Linked DNA regions of Homo sapiens: region 2 is linked to region 1. Evidence: chromatin loops called from intact Hi-C (ENCODE). Cell type or tissue: ascending aorta. All regions are shown on one strand. Each heading gives the region's core, and the rest is flanking DNA. Links, peaks and the distances in the headings are about the cores only.

Region 1 (10,634 bases), core at 1-8,000:
TCCCTCCTCCCCACTCACTCCAGTTTTTAGCCCGGAGCCTCCTGTGGTTGACTATCAGGAATGTGTGCTGTGTCAGGATACATAGGAAGTTGACCTCGGGGTATCATGGAGAGTGTCCCTCCTAGTGGCTGGAGGTAGGGACAGTTGGTTGTGGGGCTGGAGAGAGGTTGTGGGGAGGAAGCGAGGATGCGTGCCTGCCACTAGGCATCTGCATCCCCGAGCCCAAGCCAGGAGGGATTTCCCTTAGGCAACACCATCCCAGGGAGATCTGCCACAATTTGCGTTTCACAGCTGAAGACGCTGAGGCTTAGAGAGCTCGACCTCCTCAAGGTCACACCACTGGGTAAATAGAGGGATGCAGACTCAGGTTTTGCTATGTGCTCACATTTCAACTTTATGCTTAACATGAATGGAAAAATATGAAAGTAAATAGTGAAAAGGTAAGTTATGAGCTTAGATTACCTAGATTATTCCAGTATCCCATGGAAGCTGAGGACTTATTCCGCTTTCCACACCGAACACTAAATGTGGACCAGTATCAAGAACCCTCCTGTCCCCACGCAGTGTAAACCCAGTGGCTTCTCTGACCTGGAGCTGATGGGCCGTGAAGGGGGCCTATTTTTCTCCAAAGGCCATCCTTTTGGGGCCACCTGGCTCCAAGAAGCATCGCTGGTCTTGGGGACGGGAAGGGAACCCTCTTCCAGGAGCTCTAAGGGTACTTGGGAATCAATTGTGTCCATTCTGAGGTCTCTCCAGTGGGAGGGCGGCAGCTCCTGTCCCTGGGTTCAGGCTGTGCTTCTGGAAGCATCGAAATGGGATGTCTGAGCCTTGAGGAAAAGCAGCAGGGTTAGCATTAAAGTCAAGAGGGGCAGCTCAGGATGCTACCAGGGAGCACATCGTTTCTGGTGCCTCATCTAAAGGTGAAACCTCCCCTACATTCACCAGCCGGATGTCCCAAATCCCTTTAGCCAGATTGCTTTTTGCAACCAAAGCTGTGGACAGAAAAGCCTCCTTAAGTGAGCTGAGGGGACAGGAAATCCAATCAGATGACCTTTGTGTTCGTAATCGGGCTTGAGCCAGAGGCTGGGGAGCTGAGTCCCAGCCAAACCTCACTGGCCCTTTTGCTTTTCACGCCCAGGGCTCAGTGGCCCAGGAAGTGTGCTGGGCAGCCTGTTCTTACTCCAGCTCAACCCATTGGGTGTTGGCTGTTTTTGGTTTTAGTTGTTGTTTTGTATTTTGTTGTTTTAATTAATAGGCTTTATTTGTAAGAGCAGTTTTATGTTTACAGAAAAATTAGGCACAAAGGGATTCCCATATCCCTCCTCTTCTTTGCATATTTCCCCCTCTAATTAGCATGTTGCATTAGCATGGCACTTTGTTACAACTGATGAACTTGTATTCATTATTAGCTACAGTGTTCATAGTTTATATTAAAGTTCACTCTTTGTGTTGTGCATCCTATGGGTTTTGACAAATGTAGAATGACATGTATCACCATGCTACAGAATCATTCAGAATAGTTCCTCTGATGTAAAAATGCCCTTGTGGTGGGGCATGGTGGCTCGAGCCCGTAATCCCAGCACTTTGGGAGGTGGAGGCGGGCAGATCATTTGAGGTCAGGAGTTCGAGACCAGCTTGACCAACATGGTGAAACCCCATCTCTACTAAAAGTACAAAATTTAGCCAGATGTGGTGGCGCATGCCTGTATTCGCAGCTACTTGGGAGGCTGAAGCACGAGAATTGCTTGAACCTGGGAGGTAGAGGTTGCAGTGAGCTGAGATCATGCCATTGTACTCCAGCCTGGGCAACAAGAGCGAAACTCTGTCTAAAAAAAAATACCCTTGTTCTCCATCTATTCACCCATGCCTCCCTCCCCCTAACCCGTGACAGTCACTGCTCTTTTCACCATCTCCATAGTTTTGTCTTTTCCAGGGTGTCGTTTGGTTGGAATTATAGAGTATGCAGCCTGTTCACGTGAGCTTCTACCCCTAGCCACATGCATTTAAGGTTGCTCTGTGTCTTTCTATGGTCTGATAGCTCCTTTCTTTTTCCTGCTGAGTCATGTTCCGCTGTGTGGAATTGACCTGCCTCCCTTGGATTGTTTCTGTGCCTTCCCCGGAGCTTCCTCTCACCCCAGCCCCAGCTCCACCCACAAATGCGGCATTTCTGAGTCCACCTCTTCCATTCTCCCTCTCCATTCTTTTCTTGCTTCTCCATCTTCCAAGATTGTCTGAGAAGGGGCCTAACTGCGAAGGACTTTGTTGGAGAAGCCAAGGGAAGTCCCCTGCTGCTGAACCGGGGCTGGGAGGGGAAGAAGGGATTAAGTACAAGAAAAGCTCTTCCAGTCCCACAGGCGCTGACTAGGAGCCCACGGCATTCTCCCTGCTCTCCCTATCATAGGAGAACCGCAGGCAGCCAACTGTCCCTTCCACGCCCCAATGGAACCTCTCTCCTCTCCTGCCCATTGTCTACCACAGATCAGAGATGGCTCTTTCTATGCAGGGGTGGGGACCCAGCCATCTCTATCAGCTCTGCCGGCACTGCAGGGGTGACTGACTAGAGGCGGGAAGCCCTCCTGGGCCTCAAATAACTAGGCCCAAGCTTTGACTCCCTCATGGCTGCTCTAGGGACTGCAAGGGAGGACACGGGCTTGGCCTTTCCTAAAGGGCTGCTTTCTTTCAAAGTCAAGGGGATGCTATTTTCTTCTTTGTGTTTCTTTGGTTCTGACATCAGAATTCTCCTCAGTGCAGATAACATTGCCCTCTGGAATGGGTGAGAATCCTAACACCTGGGTTTTCGGTTCTGCCCAGCGTGGCTTAAGTCTCCACCTTAAGTGAATCTCACCTGAGACAGCTACAGGGTTTGTTTTCTGGGGAGAGGAATTAATGACTTGAACAGCACTCACGGGTCTTAAACTTAGCATACAGTTTCAAATAACCCATGCCCCCACTTATTGACCCCTTACTGTTCTAAGCACTTCATACTTTAAACTGACTTCATCCTCAGAACAGTGCAATCAAGTTGGTCCTATTATCTTTCTTCTGTTCCTTTCACAGAGGAGGAAACTGAGGCATGGAGAAGGTAACCAGGCTAGGGCTGTACAAGGAGAAAGGGCAGAGCCAGAATGCCTGCCCACCAGCGTTGCACTTCTACCAGCACGCCCTGCACCCAGAGGCAAAGTGCCTCTGCCTGGGCTTAGTTGGACATAAACTCTTACACCACAGACAGAGTGGGTGGCACTTCTCCCCTGAGGACCCCGGGTGTGTTGTCACTGCTCCATGGCTACATGCCCAGGATTTGGAGGCAGCAGGCCTGGCTTCTGTCCCAGCTCTCTGTGTCATAGCTGCTGGCCCCTGCACGTTCAAGATGTCTGGCAAAGTCCCAGTTTTCTTGTCTATTAAGTGAGGACAAAACCTCTCTGAGAAGGTTGTGAAAAACAAACATCTGCCCAGCTCTCAGGGCATCTGACTGCAGGGCCAGTGGTGTGACACTGCAGGGAAGCCATTTGTTTCAAATGCTCTGACACATCATAAGGGCTCACTAAGTGGCAGCGTTTCTAAAAATAATCTTTCACTGCTTATTTCTTAGTGTTTACATTGTATCCCCAGGCTCTCTCTGCTCCTTCCAAGCTTTGTGGTTTCCCAATAGCATGGAATTCTATACTTTCCACTGGTCAATTTGGGCCCTCGGAAGTAGGGACCCCTGGGCCAGTGGTACCTGTCACATGCACACTGATTATTAAGAAAAACCCAGAGGCTCTCTCAGGGCCAAAAACCGCTGCTCCCAGGCTCCAGCTGTTCCTGGTAGAGAAACTCAGTGGGAAACTCAATAAAGCTTCTCTGGGGACCACACACACACAGCACCTTGGATTTACCATGAGCACAAGGACAGGAGGCCACTGGGTGAATTCCTGTGGGGAGGGACAGCCAACATTCCCTGGGATGGTCACTGAATTTGGCAGGCCCAGCCTCTCCAAGGAGTGTCCGCAGAGCAGCCTGCATGAGCAGACACATTGTGAGTGGTGTTGTGAGGGGCTTGGGAAGGGTAGGTCATGCAGTCAGGGGGCAGGTCATTGTGCTTCTAGAGGAATCAGCCGGGAGAGGATTGGAGACGACTTAAGAGCTCGTGCCTCGGCATGATCCACCACTGCATCCTGGAGAGAAAACCCCCCTGAGAGGGGCAGTGTTTGCCAAGGGATGCTTTGTTGGTGCAGGAATTGAGGTTTGAGGGTGAATGAGCAAAGGTGTTGGCCATGCAGAGTTGTGAGGATGTGTACACAACGACACGTGCTCATGTGTGCACACCAGATACCCTAGTGTACTGTGCTTCATTAATGGGCTTAAGCAGCCTGAGGCCTGTTGGATTTTCGGGGTGCCGGCTGACAAGTCCTAGGGCTGGGCTGGTGCAAGGCTGCATTAGCAGTTCAGTGCCTGGAGATGTTTTCTTGGGCTTGATTCCTACTTCTCCCCCCTCAGTAAAGGAATACTTGGATGTTTTACTTTGAAATGCTTTAAATAAGGACAATCCAATTCAGTATGGCCTTGAGGTGTGATTTCTAAAGTGGTTTGGATGGAGCCATCACTTGGATCTGAGTGGCTCGTTGGTACAGAACTCTCTCTCTGGGCCAGGCTGGAAGTTGCAGTGAACCCTCATTCAGAGCCTCTGGGACCAGGCTGACACTGGACACTTCCTTCCTAGGAACTTCATGAATAGCACCTTCTCCAGCCTGCCCACTTAGCAGCTGGCTGGTTAGAATAAATTAAGTAAGTGAAATAAGGGAGAGAGGAAGGGGGAGGGGAGAGAATGATCAAAGCCCAAGCATCCATCCATCCAACTCATATTTACTGAAGGCCTAATGTGTGCCTGACACTTCACGGGATAATCCCTTTTGTGTGAAGCTTACAGTTTAGCAGGGAAGACAGAATTCATTATTCATAGCTATTGACATTATTACAAATAACAATTATTAAAAAGCCATCTGAAAAAGTTGCATGGAAATTTAGGGGGAAAAAAGCCCCGATTTAAGATAAATAATCCAGTTCAGTAAACATTTTTAAAATTAGGACCCCCCCCCAAAAATGGTGCTGACTCCTGAAATGGAGGCCACATGTGTTTGAACAAATTAAAGGCCACCTTGGATGAGCGTAGCATGCGAGGCCCGCTCTCCCGTGCTCCCACTCTTTCATGCCCCCACGCTCCCACTCTCCTGCGCTCCCATGCTCCCACTCTCTCACACACTCGTGCTCCCATGCTCCCCCTCTCCCATGCTCCCATGTTCCCACTCTCTCATGCTCCCGTGCTCCCCCTCTTCCATGCTCCCATGCTCCCACTCTCTCACGCTCCCATGCTCCCCATCTCCCGAGCTTCCGTGTTCCCATGCTCCCACTCTCAGGCTCCCATGCTCCCCACTCTCACATGCTCCCATGATCCCATGCTCCCGCTCTCTCACGCTCCCATGCTCCCCGTCTCCCGCGCTTCTGAGCTCCTACACTCCCATGCTTGCCAAGCTCCACCATTGTGCCGTGTGCTGTCGTCCCTGTTCCTACCATGTCTTCTCACAAAACTTTCAGGATTAAGCAATTCCTAGCCAAGAAACAAAAACAAAATTGTCCCATTCCCCAGTGGATTCAGATGGAAACTGGTAATAAAGACAGGTACTGGCCGGGCGTGGTGGCGCACACCTGGAGTCCCAGCTATTCGAGAGGCAGAGGCAGGAGGATTGCTTGAGTCTGTGAGTTCCAGGCTGCAGAGAGCTGTGATGGCAAAAACCATCAGGTACAACTCCCAGGAGAGACACTGGAGCAGAACCAAGCTGGGCCTCTTGGGAACTGGGTCTGAGATACGCACATATTGATGCAAGATCCCTAGTGTCTGACCTCATCAAGCCAAAAACATTACCACTATTGGGACAGTTCAACATATTTTATTAGGGAAAGGATTTTTCTCTTTGTTCCTATGCTCTGAACTTGTAGTTTGGCTTAGTAATAAATATGTAAGACTTTTTTTGAGCTGCTAAAAGAATAAAGTTCTCCACAGGACTCGTAGAGAGCTATGCAGGCAGAGGTGGGCTGGAGTCAGCTCCTACTTGCTCATAGGAGCTGATTGTTCAAGTTTCAGGAATTTTACCAGCCGGCTGTTAGTTATTGGTAGCTAGGCTTTGCCCTTGGTGAGAGTATTTACGCCATGAAGATTGACAAAGGCTACAAATCAGAACACTTTCCACTGAGAGCTCGTTGTTAGACATTTACCAGCACATCACCAAGGCCAGGGCTTGGTTCTTCAGTGCAAAACATGGGTGGAGACCCAGCTCCTCCATAGCTGGGAAGATATCCAGAGGATGGAGATGCTTCAGTCTGGAAAGACACGGCCTGTCGGCTTATATGAAAAAAGTCTCGAAACCACACAAACTGCCAAACTATACTGAGGGAGAAGCCCAGACTCCTCATTGAGCCTTGCAATTTTTAAAGCATGGATTCTGTTATTTTAAAATGAAAACAAGTACCCTCTTCTGCAGTCAATTCAGAGTCTTGACTGCCCTTCTAGCACCCTTCCTCATTGCTGACCCTGAGCCTTAGCGTGTGCTTTTCCTCCTGCCTAAAATCTTCTATCCACTGGAATCCACCCAACCCAGAAACCCTTCCCAATCCCCGCCCCAACATCCACCTCCAGGGTCTTCTGCAACCACTCCATCCCATGCCGGTTCCCTGCCTGCCTCGACTCCGGTGGTCCTAAACGTCCATGGGATTTCCTGGCACTTATTTGCTCACTGTCTTGCCTTGCTACTTAACGTCAGATGGAGGTTCAAGTGGTTTCCAATGGGGAGAGGTGCATTTCACAATGTCTGGAGACATCGTTGGTTGTCACAGCTGGGGTGATGGTGCTACTGGCGTCTAGTGGGTAGAGCCCCGGGATGCTGCTAACATCTTACAACGCAGACAACCCCTGCTTCTCCAGCAAGTCTGACCCCAAATGTCAATAATGCAGAGGTTAGGAAGCCCTGTTGTACACTAGTGACCACATCCTAGTTCAAACTTACTCTCCAAAGAACCAAGCACAGAGCCAGGCATGTCATAGACCTTCAATTGTTCGAGGCAAGTGTGCCTTTACTCACCTCAGGGCTTATTTCCAGAACACATTTCTTCTACCATGATTACCACCCACTCCCACCTCCCTCCTCCCTCTTCCAAACCCTGATTGAAAATATAAACAAGTACGAGTTACATAAATTGATAGATAAAAAGAACGGGTTATCAATAGAAGCCTGCAGTGTCAGAGGTGCACCTGCATCTTCTGGGTACTGTAGGACTTGCATTCCTTTCCAGAAATGTGCCTTTTAAGCCTCTGCAAGCTGAACCCTGTTCTCTCTCTGGCCACCTCCCAGTGGCTTTACTTCTGCCCTTCATCCGCTTAGCTGTTGTCATACAGATTGCAGAGACATTCTTGCTGCACAGAAGCCAAATGTAGTTGTAAGAATAATTTATGGATGGTTCCATCCATCCACATTAAAAAATAGTTCCTTATCAGCCAGGTGCAGTGGTTCATGCCTGTAATCCCAGCACTTTGGGAATCCAAGACGGGTGGGTCACCTGAGGTCAGGAGTTCAAGACCAGCCTGGCCAACATGGTGAAACCGTGTCTCTACTAAAAATACAAAAATTAGCCAGATGTGGTGCTGGGCTTGTAATCCCAGCTACTCGGGAGGCTGAGGCGGGAGAATCACTTGAACCCAGGAGGCAGAGATTGCAATGAGCCGATATCATGCCATCACACTCCAGCCTGGGTGACAGAGCAAGAATCAATCTCAAAAAAAAAAAAAAAGTTCTTTATCATCTGTAGTGGGTCAGGCACTGTACTAAGCAGGGGTGAGCTTGTATCTTTGACAGCCATAGGACACTAACCACTAACCAATCAGATCAGACACTAGAATAGGAGCTGGGCCAGGGAGACAGACAGACACGGACACACCCAGGCAGACGATGATACTAGGAAGGGGCAAGGCAGGACCACAGCAAAGGCCCCAGTGAAAGGCAGCACCACCACGGGCAGGTGCTGTTCTGGCCCCATCCTGGAGAACGGGGCTGGCGGAAGCTCGTGGCCCTCCTGGGAAGGCCTGTTTCCGACTGTCCCCAGAGACTCTGGGGATGAATGAGGTATGGCCTAAGCTTGTGGGAAAATTGCAAATCAACACTGCATCCTGGAAAAGCACTTTGGTTTGGCCTCGAGTCACTGTCCTTTCATTTCTCTTCTGACCACAGTGAGTGCCCCGTGTGAGGATGACTGGGTGGAGGTGGCGTCTTGCTGGCTGATTGCCTTCCAGTGGAGCAGGGACCATCTCTTAGGTGGACAATGAAGGCAAAATTAAATTTTTCAAAGAATTTTTCAGCCACATTAGAATTGGTATTTATCAAGGGCTTATTAGGGCCAGAAGTTATATTAGAAACTTTATGAATATTTCTCATACAGTTCTCCAGACAATCCGGTGAAACATGGCTTAGTACCCAGGGTGCCAGGGCTCAGAGATGAACAATTTTCCAGAAGCCAGAAGTGGAGGTGGGAGCTGAAAACAGCCTAACTCCAAAGCCCGTGTTCTTTTTTTTTTTTTTTTAGACAATCTTGTTCTGTCACCCAGGCTGGAGTGCAGCGGCACAATCTCAACTCACTGCAACCTCTGCCTCCCAGGTTCAAGCGATTCCCTTGCCTCAACCTCCCGAGTACCTGGGACTACAGGTGCGCACCACCATGCCCAGCTAATTTTTGTATTTTTTGTAGAGACGGGATTTCACCGTGTTGGCCAGGCTGGTCTTGAACTCCTGACCTCAGGTGATCAGCCTGCCTTGGCCTCCCAAAGTGCTGGGTTTACAGGCATGAGACACCACGTCCGGCCAAAGCCGGAATTCTTAGCCCATACTTTTACTCTATTCTCTTTCTCTTTCTCTCTCTCTCTCTCTCTCTCTCTCTCTCTCTGTGTGTGTGTGTGTGTGTGTGTGTGTGTGTGTATGTGTAACAGAGCATTTTTGTTTCCATTCTTAAATATATTCTTAATTTTCTGCAATGAATATGAAAGCATCAATTTGGTAATCAGAAAGGAAATAATATAATCACGAGCACAAAGCTGAGTTAAGAAAAAACGGACTGAACTGACTTCCCTTCATCCTGCAGCCTGCAGGCCCCTTCCTCCCCTGGGGGTGCTGCTGCTCCAGCCCCCTCCTATCTCATCTTTCCTTAGGGAGCTGTCTTGAGAGAGAGACTGAGACGCTGGTCTCCCCGCAGCAGGTCCTGACAGCGGTGACTTATCCAAGCAGAGCCTCAGGCACCACTCTCTTCTTCAAAAGTTACCAGAACAACCCTTAGGCAACTTCTTCCGGGTCAGCCCAACGGCCTTTCCCACACACCTGGGCCCAGCCTCAGGTGTCTGGAGTATTTCCTAAGTAGAATTGGGGAAGATGTCTCAAATCACGCCAGGCAGCAGCCATCTGGAAAATTGCTGCTGGCTTAGCACCCTTGGGCCTGGTGGGTGAGGAGGTTCTTCCGGCCCTGGGCTCCTGCCTGGTGTCCCCTCTCAGTCAGCGCCTCTACCCAGGGCAGGAGCAGCCTCCGTGGAAGGGTGAGACAAGCTGGCTGCAGTGCAGGACAGCTCTGCTGGTTGGGTAGAGCGGAGACAGCAGAGGAACTTCAGCCTCCCAGAAGAGTAAGAGCTGAGCGAAGCTGTGAAAGGGGTATCCTTGCTTGGTTCATGGTGGGTACCTTTAGCCCTTGAAAGCCTCAGTTCCAGCCCAGACTGAGGAATGGCGGAGCGCCTCCCCAGCAGAGAATTCTGCTGTGGGAATGAATGGTTGAGCTCCAGGGCTTCCGGCTTCCTCCTCTCGGTTAGCAGCCTCTCCTGCCGAGAGCCCCCTGGGCCCTGCAGCCTGGGCCTGCCCATCATCAGCCCAGAAGGCAGGAGGTTTCATAAAACAGAATTAGAAGTGCAAGTTTTCTAGAAACTTTAGGATTAATTAATAAACAGATGGTCTATCTCTTCCTCCTTCCCCGGCATGGGAAGGGTTGAGTAGAGTTAGAAATCCACTTAAATTTGCAAAACGTAGATAGTTGTTGAACCTGGGTCAAGGGAACATAGGGGTTCATAATATATTTCTTTCTACTTTTGTGTATGTTTGAAATGTTTCACAACACAATGAATACAATGCACAAATAATAAAAAGCCCAAGCCACAAAAAATAATAAAACACACTTTTTAAAGGAATAAAAACATATTTATTTAAAGCATAACTTTTTTTTTTGTTTGAAGCGGAGTTTTGCTCTGTTGCCCAGGCTGGAGTACAATGGCGTGATCTCAGCTCACTGCAACCTCCACTTCCCCGGGTTCAAGCGATTCTCCTGCCTCAGCCTGCCGAGTAGCTGGGATTACAGGCATGCGCCACCATGCCCAGCTAATTTTTTTTTTGTATTTTTAGTAGAGATGGGCTTTCACCATGTTGGCCAGGATGGTCTCGAACTCTTGACCTCAGGTGATCCACCCACCTTGGCCTCCCAAAGTGCTGGGATTACAGGCATGAGCCACTGCGCCTGGCCAAAATGTATACTTTTTAAAAGAATCAGCAAGTACTGCATTTCCCTGTAGACCGAGGTGCCAG
Region 2 (10,634 bases), core at 1,058-9,057, 85 kb after region 1:
AAGGTGCTGGGTTACAGCTATAAACAAGTCCCTGCACTGCCACAGCTTACACTGTAGTAGGAAGGCCTAGCTAATAAACATAAACACATAACTAAAATAATGTCAGATAGTGGCAAATGTGATGAAGAAGTCAGAGTAATAGAATGGAAAGTGATTGGTGGGCAGAGAAGACGGGGGTGGCCACCTGATCAAAGAAGTCTTCTTTCAGGAGGTAGCACATGCAAGCTTAGGCCCAAATAACGAGGAGCAGACGTGCTAAATCTAGAGGAAGAGTGTCCAGGCAGTGGAAAGTCCTTGAGGCAGGAAGAAATTTGGCATTTTTTTATGACCAGAAAAAAGGCCTGAAGCTGGAGCATAGTGAAAAGAAAAAAAAAAAAAGGAAAGTATTGTGATGTTAGGAGAATACTAGGTTATTCGGAGAGGCAGGTAGATTCCAGATCATGCATGGCCTTGTAGGTATGATAAGGATATTATTGGATATCATTTTAATTACAACGAAAGACATAGAGCAGCTCCAAACAAGGAATTGACACTGCAAAATTTACATTTGAAAAAGATCCCTCTCTATAAATAAATTACTAAAACTAAAAAGATCAGCAACAACAAAGATACGTAGGAATAAATTTAACAAAAGTTTACAGATCTTTATGTAAGTTTGTTATAGACATTTTTAGCAGGTATAATGAAGATATACCATGCTCATAAATGGGTAGCATTGCTGTCACAAAGATGCGAATTCTCTCCAAATTATGTGATAAATTCAGTGCAATTTGAATTAAAAATCAGAAGAGGATTTTCTTTTCTTTTCTTTTTGGATCTTGAGAATCTGACCCTAAAATTCATGTGGAAGAACAATGAGGCAAAATAATCCAAGTTGAATTGGAATTTGCCCTACCAGATATCAACATTTATAACTAATATAGTGTGATATTGGGAGAGGAATAGATAGACCAGTAGAACAGAATAGAGTCCGACATAGACCTATGTGTACATAAAAAGTTGAGGCTGAACATAGTGGCTTACACCTGTAATTCCAGCACTTTGGAAGGCCAAGGTGGGAGGATCATTTGAGGCCAGGAGTTGGAGACCAGCCTGGGCAACAAAGTGAGATCCTGTCTCTACAAAAAATTTTAAAAAGTAGCGGGTTGTGGTGGCATGCACCTGTTGTCCCAGATACTTGGAAGGCTGAGATGGGAAGATTGCTTGAGGCCAGGAATTTGAAGCTGCAGTGAGCTGTGATCGTGCCACTGCACTCCAGCCTGGGTGACAGAGCAAGACCCTATTTCAAAAAATAAAATAAAATAAAATAAAATAAAATAAAATAAAATAAAATAAAATAAAATAAAATAAAATAAGATAAAGAAAGAACTGTTGGGTAGGCGCAGTGGCTCATGCCTATAATCCCAGCACTTTGGGAGGTCTAGTTGGGTGGATCACTTGTGGCCAGGAATTCGAGACTAGCCTGGCCAACATGGGGAAACCCCAACTCTACTAAAAACACAAAAATTAGCCAGATTTGGTGGCATATGCCTGTTGTCCCAGCTACTTGGGAGGCTGAGGCAGGAGAATCGCTTGAACCCGGGAGGCAGAGGTTGTAGTCAGCCGAGATCAGGCCACTGCACTCCAGCCTTGGCGAAAGAGCGAGACCCTGTCTCGGGAAAAAAAAAAAGAAAAGTTGATATATGATAAAAGTGGCATTACAGGTCAATGAGAGAAAGGATGGACAATTTAATAACTGCTGCTAAGACAACTGGTTATCCATACAAAAAACAAGATCAATCCAGATAGTTTAAAGACAAAAGCATGAAAAGCCATACTTTAAAATATTTAGAAGAAAGTACAGCAGAACATCTTTATTATCTCAGGGTATGGAAGGATTTCTTAAGGCATAAAAAACACAAATCCTAAAGGAAAATATATATGGTATATGTGTATGTGTATGTGTGTATGTGTGTGTGTGTGTGTGTGTGTGTATCATTAGTTATATTAAACATTTCTGTACATCTGAAACATCATAAAGTAAAAAGACAAGCCACAAACCAAAAAATTGGCAAGCCGAAAAACCAACCAAGTTTATTTTCCCAGAAAATAGTAAACAACCAACAAAAACCCTATAAATCCATAAGAAAAAGGCAAATAATTGCACAGAAAAATGGGCAAGGATATAAAGTTGAAAATCACAGAAAAAGAAAATTGAAAGTCCAATAAATAAAAAATCATGTTCACCTTCACTAGTGATAAGAGAAAGGCACTCAAACAAGAATGGCAAAATTTAAAATGTATCCACATATTGGGGAGGAACTAGAGCAGCAGCCAGGGGCATATACTACTGACTGGAGTATCATTTGTTATGACCATTTTGAAGAGCAGTTTATTTTTAATATCTGGTAATAATATTCCTAGGTATATTGCTCTAGAGAAAGTTTTGCATGTGCATATAAAGGATAGTCATGGCATCATGGGGTCTTTGGAATGAAAAACTGGAAATAAGCTAAATGTCCATTAACAGGATAATGGGTACATAAATTACAAGTATATTTGTATAATAAAATTTAGCAGTGAACATGAATGAAATGCAGCTACAGTTATTAGTGAGGATAAATCCCATAAAGATATTATTGGGCCAGAAAAAGTTGCAGAAAGACTTACATTCTGCAAATAAAATTTATATATAAAACACTAGATATTGTTATGGATATATATGTAGATGTGATAAAAGTATACATATTTCTATGGGAATGATAAACATCAAATCAAGATAGTTTTACCCTGGAAGAGTGGGAAGATGAATGAGAATAGGAAGGGACACACAGGAGACTTCAATTACATGTGGGATGTTTTGTATTTTTTTAAGCTAGGTGGCTGGTATATGGTTATGTTTTATTATTCACATTTTTATTGTATTTCATAACATAATTTTTTTGTTTTCAAATTTTTTTATTTGTTATATAACACAATTTTTAAAAAGATAAAAGTCATTCTAGCCTAGAAACTGAAGAATGAACTACCGGGGGTTAAGAATGAAAGGAGGTATAGTAGGAGACAATTGTAATACCCTAGGAGAGTAGACTTGAATATCTACCGTAGTTTCTGGCACATAGTAGGTGTTTCAGTCTTAGGAGTTATTTAATTGTGATGGTTGCCATTATCACTATCATCATCATTATCAAGGTAGAAACCAAAGACATAGTGGGATGGTGAGGGAAGATACACTAAATGTTGTGAGTAGCTATCTTATGCTAGGTGCTTTACCTCTTTTAGTCTTAACTAGAATCTAGTTGAGGTAGATACAAAGAAACTAAGGCTCATAGAAGTGATAGCCAGAAGGCACAACGGCTACATAAATTTCTAATGACTCATTTTCCAACGTTGTTTAAAACACGCATACACACACAGACACGCCCCAAATACATACACACCTTTCTTGTCACACTTGAAAAAAATGGAAGTATCTTTTTCCTTTGTTCATAAGTAACACATTCTGGGTTAAATATTAATAATTCCATATACTACACACTCGGACAGTGTCTTATTACTTATTATGAAATATTTTTGGATTATGTCTCTCCATTTTTCATCTGCCCCTCCTAACAACTCTGAGGAAATCAGGGCAGATGATTATTCCTGTTACACAGATAAGTAAACTAAAATACAAACAGGCTAAATCAGAAGTTCTTGTCCTGGTGTCCATGAACTTCACAAAATCCTGTTAAATAGTTTATGATTAAATGGTCATTTTTCTAGGTAGAGGGTCAGTTTTAACATATTTCCAAAGGAGTCCATGACTCCCCACAAAGGTTAAAAAAAAAAAAAACCCATGGGTTAACCGATTTGGCTAACTGGGTGGAGCCCTGACCCCAAGCAATATTTCCCTTACCTCTTGCCGTGATTTCAGTCACGTACAATTTATCATACAAAAATTCAAATTAAAAATATTAGTAAATTCTTTTTGTAATGTTGATTGACTGCTAAGATGGACATATTATTAAACATATTGAAACCACTCAGTTGGGAGGAATAGTTCTGTTTTGTTCAGCTCATGGACAGTCACTCTTAACTTTTCAGATGAACAAATCAAGAACTGTCATCTTTACCTGCACAGACTTGTTATAGAAGAAATGAATCTGATACAGAAATTATGTAACCTATCTTACAATTTGGAGTACTCTACAAAGAATAAGCAGGAGACACAGCCTTAGCTAGTGTGGAAAACGGGTCATGAGCTGAGAACAGGGTTTTCATTTCTTTGGACCAGTTTCTTTAACGTTTTCGGGTGTCCCTTCTCTCGGCAGTAAAAGGAAGGATTGAACTAGATAGAGGGCTTGTCAGAATTCCTCCCGCTCTAACACTGTACACAGTTGGATGGAATTTAAAATAAAAAATTGTGCATGAACGCTTCACACAGTCTGTTAATTTTAGCTTTATTTCATTGGCTTAGAGTGTCGGGGACCCACCGGAACTGGCTTTTCTGAGGGCCAGGCCTGCAGTCCCCCTTTTGGGGACTAGGAGTTGGGTGTGACCTAGGAAACAAAGCTACTGAAGGCCAACGGGCTAGCAGCACCTGAAACACAAGGGCTCTTTGTCTGGCTCTGTAGCCCAGGCTGGAATGCAGTGGTGTGATCTCTGCTCACTGCAACCTCCACCTCCCGGGTCCCAGTTCAAGCAATTCTCCTGCCTCAGCCTCCCGAGTAGCTGGGATTAGAGGCACGCGCCACCATGCCTATCTAATTTTTTTGTATTTTTAGTAGAGACGGGGTTTCACCATGTTGGCAAGGCTGGTCTTGAACTCCTGACCTCGTGATCTGCCCGCCTCGGCCTCCCACAGTGCTGGGATTATGTCCTGCCAACACAAGGGCTCTTAATCCTTTTTTTTTCTTTTTTGAGGCAGGGTCTCACTCTGCCGCCCAGGCTGGAGTGCAGTAGTGAGATCGCAGCTCACTGCAGCCATGACCTCCTGGGCTCAAGCGATCCTCCAGCCTCAGCCTCCCCAAATGCTGGGATTATAAGCATGCGCCACTACTCCCGGCCTTAATACTTTATTTAGGAATGAAGGAAGGCGGGAACACCCAAACGCGGTTGGTGTGAAGCAATCGCCTTAAAGCTGAGGGGAATGTGTGGTTGTTGGGGGTGGAGCCAGGAACCCGACGCCGTTGGAGAGCAGGAAGCGCCCCGCTGCCCGCCTCCACCCCGCGGCGAGGGCTGGGAGGGGGCCGGGAAGGAGGCGGGGCCGCCCCTGGGAACCACCCGGCCCGGCGCGGCCACGTGACCGAGCGCAGGGGCGGGGAGAGGGCGCCCCGGCTCCGCCCAGCGCGCATGCTCGCGGCTCGGCGCTGAAATTCAAATTTGAACGGCTGCAGAGGCCGAGTCCGTCACTGGAAGCCGAGAGGAGAGGACAGCTGGTTGTGGGAGAGTTCCCCCGCCTCAGACTCCTGGTTTTTTCCAGGAGACACACTGAGCTGAGACTCACTTTTCTCTTCCTGAATTTGAACCACCGTTTCCATCGTCTCGTAGTCCGACGCCTGGGGCGATGGATCCGTTTACGGAGGTGAGTGAGTTTGCGGGTGCAGCCAGCCATGACCCACCGCTCTAGGCCCCCACCCACCTTCCTCTGTCAACCTCTGGGCGAACCCCCACCGGGCGGAGGGCGCGTGTGTGCGCGCGTGCGCAGTGTGTGCGGGCCGGGGTCGCCGCGGCTGCGGCCTGCTGTGGTTGGTGGGTTCCTCTGAGATTTTGTTGTTTCGGTCCTACAGATAAAACTCAGGGAGGAAGGCTTTGAGTCTGTCCTAAAAGGCTGTTGCGAGAGGTCTTTCAGCCCCCGTTTTTACCATGTCCCTCTGCAGTCCTGGCGCAGCAAGAGTGAGGCGCAGGCCTGCGGAACGGGTCCTGCTGGAAGCAGCTGGAATGCCCTGCAGGGCGGGGTCCGGGGCCGGTGACTCAGTGCGGCTGCCGCCGGGAAAGGCAGTAGGATGTGTGATTTGCGGAGTTCACGCAGCCCGCAGGGGAGATGCTAATGAAATGACAGCAAAACGTTAAAATAAGCAGGTGCTAGAAACCACTGCATTCGTTCATAAAAAGCCAGTAGTTCCTTGAGATCCCATTGTTCAGCTAACTAACGAAGAAGTTCATACCCGGGACTGACCATTTTAATTGAAACAATGCAAGTGTACCGAGCAAAACTATCAGCTCACGATTTTAGAGCAAAGAAATAAACTTTTCGGTGTTTCTGGGGCATATCATTACAGTACTTATTTCATCTTTTGTTCCTTTGAGATTGCATATGGGTTACATGGTTATTGTGTCGATTTCTCTAGTTTTAGCTTTTGTGGAGAATGTGCGTTGTCACATTCAGGAGTGTTTTGTTGCCAGTTGTCCACTCTCTTTTATTCCAGGACAGTTCCTCTTTCTTTAGGCTGTTGTGCAAATTTCAAACTGTTAGTTTTTGAGTGTTGCAAAGTGGACCTAAAACTGTTTACACTGATTCAAAAACTTAAATGCTGTGAAGAGTGGTAATTCTTTCGGGGAGATGTAATTATAATTCTATAAGTTATGTATGAGATATTAATTACAGATTTCAGCAATTAGAGTTTACTTATATTCAAGCATGACATAATCTATTTTTCTGTTTCAAATTCTTAATCATCTTGGGACAAATACATCAATTTTTTTCACCTTCCTTAAAGGTTCTAATAGAAAAATCTAGAGCCTATTTTTGTATTAGCCTTAAAATAGGGCTGGTCATGCACCAAGTATCTTTCACTTACACTGAGGTCGAAAAGCGTGTATTTATTTTATCTAAACTAGAATACGATTCCTTAAAACATTAGCCCTATGTGTCTTCCTAAGTAACAGACAGGAACAAAGCATTTTTAAGTTGGCTGAAAATTGCACTTCATTTTACTTAAAAATGTCATTCTGAAGGTAGTACAAATCTCAACTGAAAGAAACTTTACCTGTTTAGATCGTTTTAGGATGTGCTCAGAAATATGTATGGTTTATATTATGAAAAGTTAGATCACTTGCAGTTGGAAAAACAGCTTAGACGTCTTTTCCTTAATAGGTAATGAATGAACTACTTGAATTGATTCCAACTCTTGGGTGCTTAATTATAGCATTCATAACATTTGCACAGTGAAATGAGCTACTGGTACAGTTGTCTATCAACTGAAAGTCAGTATAAAATGACTCTCTCAACCAGGGTTTCCTCTCAGAACCATGGTACACAGGAAAATTGAGAGACTATTTTCTCAATTCTCCCAAGGATAATTCAATGCCACCCTACAAACATAGGAAATAAGTCTATCATATTAACGCCAGCGTATTAGGGCTTAATTATTTTGGTAACTCCAGTTGAGAAAGGTTACAATCATGGTAAACTCTCTTTTCCTCAAACAAGACTGTTCTGCATTGGTCTTCCTCCCTGTGGTCGCTGATACTGTTCTGGCACTCTTTTTTTTTTTAAGACGGAGTCTCGCAGTGTCGCCCAGGTGACAAAACCATAAACTCACTACTCATAACGTCAAGAGTTTGAAGCTCTACTCACAGGTGATAGTCATCCCAGTACAAGAATACTACAAAGAAACCCAGAGTGAAGTGTACCAATCCAGAACTTTCTTTATAAAAACCTTAAAAGAGAAAAAGCTATAATTAAAATACTTCACAGAAGCATATTTTATTGTAGACGCTTTAGATCCTTTTATGTCTGCAGGCTGCATATAAATAAGTATGCAAATAAACATGCCACTACCATTTTTAGTGGAATTTCTCTTATTTTCCAGAATTAAATGAAGTTCCCTGGGGAAGAGCTGCTAGAGCATATTGAAAATAATAAGAAGTTAATTTATATTGAGTCTACTGTGTTAAAGAAGGCAAGGAAATTAGTAAAATCTCCTAGAAAAATTTGTCAGAGATGACTTTGGGGTGTATGTGGCAAAAGTTGTTCAGGGACTATAAGCTTCAGTTACCTGAGATTCATACATGTGGGCTATCCTACTTCTTGAATATGTTATTGCAGTGGTTTTTTTTTTTTTTTAATGCCTACACTGTTTGAGAAAGGTGTGATATTTCAAGGAATATACCTTGTATTTAAAAGAGTTTTAAAATTCCTGATATACTATTATAAGGAACGGCTACTTACATTTATTGAGCTATTGAGTTTATATATTTAAGATATATAATTTCTTTTAATTTAATAACCTTTGGTGTTTATAGCTTTACTTCACAGATTAGGGATCTTTTTTTGTGTATCTATTTAATTTTTTTTTAATCTGGGAATTTTTGAATCTAATGTAAGCAATAGAACATTCATATACGTTTGAATGACAAAATCACATTCTTTTGTTGTGACCTACTGCTCATGGTAACTGAAGCTGTACTGACTCACAAATGTTCTAACTGACCAGAATGGAATGTGGGCATGTCCACGAATGAATATAATTAGGCTAGTGTTGTATCTGGGAAGTGAGAGATATAGCAATTGAAAAATTACAAATTTATTAATTTAGAAAGGAGACATTATTTCTTTTTTCTTTTTTCGTTTTTTTTTTTGAGTCAGAGTCTCGTTCTCGCCCAGACTGGAGCTCAATGGTGCGATCTTGGCTCGGTGTCACTTCTGCCTCCCAGGTTCAAGTGATTCACCTGCCTCAGCCTCCCAAGTAGCTGGGACTACAGGCATGCACCACCATAACTGGCTAATTTTTGTATTTTTAGTAGAGATGGGGTTTCACCGTGTTTGCCAAGCTGGTCTCAAATTCCTAGCCTCAAGTGATCCGCCTGCCTTGGCCTCCCAAAGTGCTGGAATTACAAGCATGAGCCACTGTGCCCAGCAGAGACTTTCTTATAAAGGCTTACAGCCTACAGTGTGGCCATCCTGACAGGCTGGGAAACATATTTAATAGCTTCGGGCAGAGACTGGAAACAGGCACTTCAAGAGAGGAGAAGCTGGAACAGGGATTTATGCCTAAAGGGTTAGCCAGGTATACATATTCAACAGGTTATAGGCAGAGCTATGAGTATTTACAAAGGGGTCCTGATGGGTGGGTACTGAACAAACGTGCAGTTACATGCATCCCATGTTCACTTTGGGATGAAGACTTAACGTGGAAATACATTACAGTTGGGCCCTATATGTCAAAAGGTGAGGTGGGGACATGAAGGCATTCAAGTGAGCAGCCTCTGTAAACTGGCCAGAATCAGTTCATGGTTGGTGGTCTTCTTACTGAGATAGATTTATTGAAATCAATCTCTTGTCCAATTAAAGCTGTAGCTGTAGCTTGTGGAGCAGGAGGGTTAGTCAGTGTCTGATGGAAGATGAGCTGCAATTGTTTTAATATTTATTGCTTATCTCAAGGTCAGTGCTTGTTCAGCTACTAGAGTAAAAGAAAAACTTTGGCAGTTAGAAGATAGTTTATTTTTTAAGTGTAGGGAGTTTGTGACTTAACCCTTGCCTGGCATGGCCTTAGGTCCTAGTTATTTGTTTACAGACAGGGTCTCACTCTGTTACCCAGGCTGGAGTGCAGTAGCGATCACAGCTCACTGCAGCCTTGAACTCCTGGGCTGAAGTAATCCTTTTGCTTCAGCCACCCCACCCCCCAGGTAGCTGGGACTACAGATGTGCCCCACCATGCCTGGCTAACTTTTGTATGTTTTGCAGAGACAGGATCTTGCTTTGTTGCCTAGGCTTGATCCTGTTTATAATTTGATATCTTATTGCTACAAAGAGTCTTCTGTCAGTCTTATGATCTCTATTTAACATTAATGCTCATCAGTTATTGTGTTTAAACAGCAAAAGGAGGGGTATAACAAGGTGCATGCGGCCTCCTGTTCCATCATGGCTGAGAACTCGGTTTTTAAGGTTTCTCTGGGGTCCCCTTCATCAAGAGGGGATCTGTTCAGTTGGTTGGGAGGATTAGTATTTTATTTTTAGTTCTCATATTGTATCATGGGGGGAAATTATCGGACATATATGGATTTGTGAAACAATATGCTTATTCTTGAATTTGTTGAAGGACTTTTATTTAGCGGGTGAAGGTCTTGTATTTTGGAAGCCATTTGGTTCATAAATTATTTTTTCAGTGATTAGAGCATTTCAATTTAGTGTCACTTTTTTCAATGAACTTTAAATTAGAAATCATTCTTAAGAAGAGTAGAGAGTGTGCCTTCTTTCAAATTTAGCTCATATTTCTTTTACATACTCAGATTTTTAAAAAATTGTTACTGTATTTTAAGGAATTAAAAAGAGTCAAATGGAATTTAATTTTTCAGCCTGCACTAACTACTGTATCTGAGTATGCAAGGCAGTAATAATAATCTGCATACCTCCTTTAGTTGTGTGCATTTGAAAGAAAATGAATTGTTTTACAGGGTCTTGTGTTTGAGCTTTACTAAAATTGACTTAAAAATAGGAACATCAGTTGATTTGGAGTAGAAAGGAGTATTCATGACTTTATGGAATGGCTAAGATTTCAATTTAAAACCATTTTATTATATGTTAATATTTAGTTAAATAAAACATAAGATTATTTTGTTTTTCTTTCCTCTTAGGAAGTGTTTTATGTTTTCAAAGGACTAATATGTTATTTATCTCTTGCTGCTTACCACCACCCCAGATTTTAGTGGCTCTATTAGTTTTGCTGCTG

The links. A loop is a pair of places that touch in the nucleus more often than their neighbours do. Peaks named below come from ENCODE experiments on the same cell type or tissue, not always from the same donor. Only the 100,000 strongest peaks of a DNase experiment are listed, where the experiment ranks them.
Region 2: it touches region 1 in a loop (9-fold over the local background); 3 of 110 quality-filtered maps call a loop at or near these places.

Annotation. Positions count from the first base shown.
Region 1 is chr7:36,300,083-36,310,716 of GRCh38, forward strand. EEPD1 (endonuclease/exonuclease/phosphatase family domain containing 1) reads left to right here. Exons shown (of 8, transcript NM_030636.3): 8 at 1-1,456. Among named protein-coding and RNA genes, the nearest start is that of MATCAP2, 62 kb to the right of the region's middle. In ascending aorta, for the core only: no CTCF peak of the experiment used is centred there; DNase peaks (open chromatin) are centred at 2,439, 3,319 and 3,777; H3K27ac peaks cover 4,547 bases.
Region 2 is chr7:36,384,500-36,395,133 of GRCh38, forward strand. ANLN (anillin, actin binding protein) reads left to right here and starts at 5,363. Exons shown (of 24, transcript NM_018685.5): 1 at 5,363-5,545. The coding sequence starts at 5,528. It also overlaps a transcript of MATCAP2 not described here. RefSeq lists enhancers at 5,008-5,598, 5,599-6,189 and a silencer at 5,008-5,417. In ascending aorta, for the core only: no CTCF peak of the experiment used is centred there; DNase peaks (open chromatin) are centred at 4,576, 5,162, 5,622 and 5,922; H3K4me3 peaks cover 3,087 bases; H3K27ac peaks cover 1,732 bases.